Linked DNA regions of Homo sapiens: region 2 is linked to region 1. The links are chromatin contacts, found by Hi-C or POLR2A ChIA-PET in ENCODE. All regions are on one chromosome and are shown on one strand. Each heading gives the region's core, a stretch centred on a gene start or an enhancer-like site at or near the end of the contact. The rest is flanking DNA. Distances are from core to core; before and after follow the strand shown.

The links. Hi-C counts contacts between places; a loop is a spot of excess contacts on that map. ChIA-PET counts read pairs that join two places held with the same protein, here RNA polymerase II (POLR2A). Pooled maps may share reads with other maps.
Region 2: a loop to region 1 is called in a map of endothelial cell of umbilical vein, with 2.1 times the contacts of the local background. The contact joins two enhancer-like sites. A Hi-C loop is called at or near these places in 4 of 168 maps with a recorded cell type or tissue (Calu3, HepG2, PC-9 and 1 more) and 2 of 50 pooled maps. POLR2A ChIA-PET finds 5 or more read pairs at or near these places in 1 of 52 experiments (HEK293).

The regions. Positions count from the first base shown.
Region 1 is chr5:145,855,335-145,858,034 of GRCh38, reverse strand. It overlaps a transcript of GRXCR2 not described here. Among named protein-coding and RNA genes, the nearest start is that of GRXCR2, 16 kb to the left of the region's middle. Within about 2 kb of position 1,359, at least 17 of the 41 ENCODE cell types and tissues checked have a DNase peak (open chromatin) inside an H3K27ac peak, as active enhancers do.
Region 2 is chr5:145,974,309-145,977,012 of GRCh38, reverse strand. The region is part of intron 2 of SH3RF2 (SH3 domain containing ring finger 2); the gene reads right to left. The region is part of intron 3 of LOC107986458 (a long non-coding RNA gene); the gene reads left to right. Among named protein-coding and RNA genes, the nearest start is that of SH3RF2, 39 kb to the right of the region's middle. Within about 2 kb of position 1,337, at least 15 of the 41 ENCODE cell types and tissues checked have a DNase peak (open chromatin) inside an H3K27ac peak, as active enhancers do.

The sequences.
Region 1 (2,700 bases), core at 110-2,609:
GCTCTATTCTGCTTTTCGACAGGAATATTCCGTCACAAATATTGTTTGAGCCCCGCTGCATACAGGACAGTATTCCAAAGTGCTTGATGTATCATGTTACCCAGAGAGGCATCATCCCTTTGGTATCTCATGGAACTTAGTTTTAGAGGAGGAGATAGATACATAAATGGATAATTGCAATGCACTGTGACAAGTGCTGGGATAGGATAATTACAGGGAGCATTTGGAGCATGCAGAAGGGGCATCTAATTTAAGCCTTAGTGGGGTTATGCAGGTTGCCCAGAGGAAGAAGTGTGAGCAACCTCAGCTTCTGTAAAGAGCCTTTAATGTTTTTCATCACATAATAAATAACCTACTAATGATCATATTTATTGTGTTCATTTCACAAGTATTCATTTATTATTGTGGTAGGAACACTTAACATGAGAACTACCCTCTTAATGAACTTTTAAGTGTACAGTATGTTATTGTTGACTATCTACAAGTATTTATGGAGCACCGAGGATGTATCAGTAGACAAAACAAACTAAATGCTCCTACGAGCTTAAATTTTGGTGAAGGAATACAGACAACTAAATATATAGATTTATGGGAATAATATATATGTTTATGCAATAAGTATAGCCTATAGAACAAAATATATACAATTATATATAGTAAGCTATATATATAACACATACATTACATATATACACACACATATATGTAACGTATAGTGGTGTTAAAAAGGACAAAAGGCTGGGCGCGGTGGCTCGCACCGTAATCCCAGCACTTTGGGAGGCTGAGGCGGGTGGATCACCTAAGGTCGGGAGATCAAGACCAGCCTGACCAGCATGGTGAAACCCCCCCTCTCTACTAAATACAAAAAATTAGCCAGACGTGGTGGCACATGCCTGCAATACCAGCTACTTGGGAGGCTGAGGCAGGAGAATCGCTTGAACCCGGGAGGTGGAGGTTGCAGTGAGCCAAGATTGTGCCACTGCACTCCAGCCTGGGCAACAAAAACGAAACTCCGTGTAAAAAAAAAAAAATAGGTTGCAATTTTTAAATTAGCTTGCAGGGAGGCTCCTTGACAAGGTGCCATTTATCAGCTTGAGACTGATGTCTAGGAATATAAATTAAAAATAAAAATAAGAAATAAGAAAAGGTGTCATTTAAAGAAAGGCCTAAAGGAGTTGAGGGAGTGAGCTGGGAAGGTGTCTGGCGTAAGACTATCCCAGGCAGAGGAAACAGCAAATGCTAGAGTCGGGAAGAAGAGCGCCTGCACCTTTGAAGAACAGGGAAGGAGCCCGCGTGGCTGGTCTGGGTGAGCATGAAGACAGCAGCGGGGATGACGTCTGAAGGGAAAGTTCGTTCTTGTGTGTCACGGCGGGGGCGCCTCCCTCAGATGCCACGATGAGAACTCGGGTTTTACTCTGAGTGAGGGCCTGCTGTGGATAGAGCCTGCTTTCTGCTACCGCCCTCCGCACTCCCTTTCAACCCCCCGCCCCCTTGCTGCTGGGGCAGGAGACGTGCAAACTACACTTTCCGGACCCCCCGTGCCCGCTGGCTTCCTGTTAGGTGCGCCAGGACACTGGGAGAGGAGAGGGAGGAAGAGCCTTCCTTTTTTTGAATCGGGTTCCCGGCGGCCTTCCCATAGGGCAGCTGCAGGAGCAGCAGCAGCAGCTAGGAATGCTGGCCGGCTGCTTGCTTCCACCAGTAGCTGCTTTACTGGCTCTGGTTGTGGGCTCGCTGAAACACCATTTTCCCTTTTGTTCCTCCTTCCTAGGGGTGGTAGTGGCTACCTGCAGTCACTAATCTTTGTAACCAATTCCCTATATTTCCTCTCTTGGAAATACCTGGAATGGTTTCTGTTTTCTTGATTGGGCACCGACTGGAGCAGAGGAGGGTCATGGTCTGATGATTTATGTTTTAACAGGCCACTCGGGCTGCTGTGTTGAGAGGAGACACCACTGGCAAGGGCAGAAATGGGAGGCCAGCTAGGAGACTATTGCAATAATCTTGGTGGCAGCTAATAGTGCCAGTGTGGTATCAGTGGATGTGGTAAAAAGTGGTCAGACAATGGATATATTGTGAAGCTAGAACCACAAGCTCTATTTACCGTCCTTTGAACTCAGGAATATTGCTATGACCCCTCGTATGCAAAACATACATACTTGAGTTCTTTGCCTATTACTGGAGACAAGTTTGCACCAAAACATCCACTTCCTGATTTGTGAACTATAAGTATTTGCCAGTGGGTTGGGCAGGGTTAGGAATAAGTTTAAACAAGGTTAACCAACTGGTACTCCACTAAGACTACAAGAATCCCTTCAGAGCTAGAAACAAACACGAAGGTTAAAAAATATCATCATAATGATGCTGTGATTAAAATAATACTATATCCTTAGAAAGCTCAAAAAAGTTTTTAATAAATACGTCTTAAAAATGTAACATCCATTCATTTATTCATTGAATAATTTTTTGTTAGATTTCTGCTATGTTCTGGACATTCGTACTAGGTCCTCAGAAGACAAAGATGAAAAAGGATTTAGTATTTATCGTTAATGAAATTACAGTCTTGGGCCTCTAGTTCACATAGTAACTGAATTTCGGCCCACAGTTTGGGGAGGACACTATAGCTACCCTTTGCTACTTACTCTAGTAACTTTCATTTGTCTGCTTGAGGTCAAGTTAGATCGGCCTGGTTTGGGGGCTGTG
Region 2 (2,704 bases), core at 88-2,587, 120 kb before region 1:
TCACTGCAACAATTTCTTACTTTGCCTAGAGTGTGTATAGACAAATAAGGGCATGAGCCAGACTCTGGGAAGGGGGTACTTTATGAGTAAGTCTTAGAAGGACTTCCTCTTCCAACATGCCTTATTATACAGGCTCTAACCGAAACAACAGGACTTGCCCACACAGTGGGTGACCTCTATATGGTGTCAAATGACCTTTAACTGAGAACCATGGGGATAACTGGCTAGTAAGCCCAGCTATTAATCGATGGCTTAGGCATGCAAGATTTTGTATCATGTTTTAGTCTTGCCTGGGCTAACTATGTGACAGTGGCTAAGTCACTTCTGGTCAATATGGTCTAGGATTCTATCCAGCTCAGATATTCTATCAGTCAATGACTAATACCTTCCGTTTTTCTTGACTTTTCTAGTTAGAACTAGATTATTCAAATTCCTAATCAGGCACTTGAATGAGGCATTCTTTCTTTCAATTTAGGGAGTGAAACTACGTGGTGGTTTCCAAGCAGTCAGTGTTTTAGCCTTTAGGCAAGTGCGTTTCCAAAACCCGCCCCCCACCTTTTTTTTTTTTTCCTTCTTAATTCCATTAGTCTGCAAAATAGCTAATAAAAGTCATCATTTATTGAGTTTGTTGTGGGTCCAGAACTGGGCTAAAGTGCATTTAGATACAGTATCTCACTCAATCCTTACAACCAGCTGATGAGGCAGGTATTACAACCATTTTACAGGTGAAGAACTGGAAGCTCAGGGAGGTGAACTAACCTGCCTAAGGTCACACAGCTGATATGTAAGTGGTGGGGTCTGAGGGCGAATCCTGGCCTCTTTCCCCTGCAATATCCTGCATTTGTTAATTATTCCTCTTTATGTAGCATTATGTGAAGTGGCTTCTCTATTGTAGTTGTTCAATATTCTAAGTCGATTAATGTTCCACAAATATTTACTAAAAACCCACCTCGTTACAAAAGAAGGTTCTTCACTGGTGTGTATGTGACCTGTCATTATCTTATGCAAGCTGTATAATGATGTATTTGAGGCAACACCATTGATCTCTTATTGAGTGCCTACTGTAAGTAACATTTATTGGTCAATTGATACCATGTCTTAATGTACTATCTCATCTAAGCCTTACAACAATCCACGAGGCAGGGCCTCTAATTATCTCCAGTTTACAGATAAGGGATGTGAGGCACAGAGCAGGGATTTGTCTGCAGCCCTACAGCTCCACAGCTAGGCACTGCCCCAGTAGGGGAATGATTCAACATCTTCTGTTTCCTTTGGCTCTCTGCCAAGGGTCCAGTGGTCCTGTGTTAAGTTTGAACTCAACACGGTTCATTGCTTGGTTAGACTCTAGCAGGGCTGACTGTGAACCACCAAGATCACAGATATTCTTGCTCATCTCCCACTCTGGAAAGATGGACAGAAGTGCACAGAGGGAACCAGCTGGGGCTGTTATCAAGTCAAAGAGTGCAGACAGCTGGGGTGGGAGCTAGGACTAGCACACCTGCCTTCCCTCACTTGGTGGAAGGGGGATCTGATATCCAAATACCTTTCTTTCCTCTCACTGCTGTGAGTCACCTTGTGTCTGCATGAGGAGGCTTCCTGTGATGTCTGCAGCTGCCCCTCTAAGATGAGAGACTTGGCCAACTAAGACAGGAGTCAGGGATGTGCCATGTTCAGCCAGCCTTCTTAGAGTAAATGATGGAAAATTCTGGTTTCCAATGACTAGTGCTGAGTGGCACTTTTGGAGCCATTTTGTTAAACTGGCTATTGGGAAACTGAGCTCCAGTGTCAGTTGGGAAGGACGGAGTGTCCAGAAATAGAACAGGACATTGCAAACGAGCCATGAAAAACAAACTCAGGCCCTGGCCTGGCTGCCTGGGCCCAGATGTTCTCCCACAGAAGCTTGGCAGAACATGCGTGTAGGGCACTGCCTGGATGAGCCAGGTGTCTCCAAGGTTCTGGACATAGCTTGGCTGTAGTGTTTGGTTCCAGGTTCTGAAACTCAGGTGGGCCAGAAAAGAGTTCAGACACATGAGACTCATCTGTGATCCCACAGGCTTCAGTTCTAGATTCTATTTTTTTAATTGGGTGGTTCTTGGGAAAACCGATTCAATATATTGTAGACCTACAGATTTCCTTATTGATTGTCATCTCTTTTAGGAACAACTTTGCATATGTTTGGAAGCTCTGTTATCTCTCATTTCTCCATCTCTTTCCTTTTCTCCTCCTTCTCCCACCTCTCTTAAACTACAGGGTAGTAGGTAAAGCTTGGGCTATAGAGTGTAGCAGAAACAAGTGTGACTCCTAGTTTTACTTTTTGCACTGTACGACCTCAGGAAACTTGCTTCACGTCTCTGAATTCTAGTTTTCTTTTGTAAGTCGTTACAATAGTTAACACCTACCACATGGGGTTTGGAGAAAGATTACATAATAAAATGCATGTGAAGATAACTGGCACAGTACCTTGCTCATAATATATGGTTAATAAATGCTATATATACATAGATACATTCTTCTCCTCCATTTTTCTTTTCTTCTTGCTCTCTTCTTTTCCTTCCTTTCCTATCCATCTTTGGAACACAGACTCTAAGGTGGCCCCCATGATTCCTACCATGACCAAAGGTGCTCCTACCCCCATGAAATTCCTTCTCCTTGAATATAGGTGGGATCTGTGGCTTGTTTCTAATCAATGGAACATAAAAAAGGT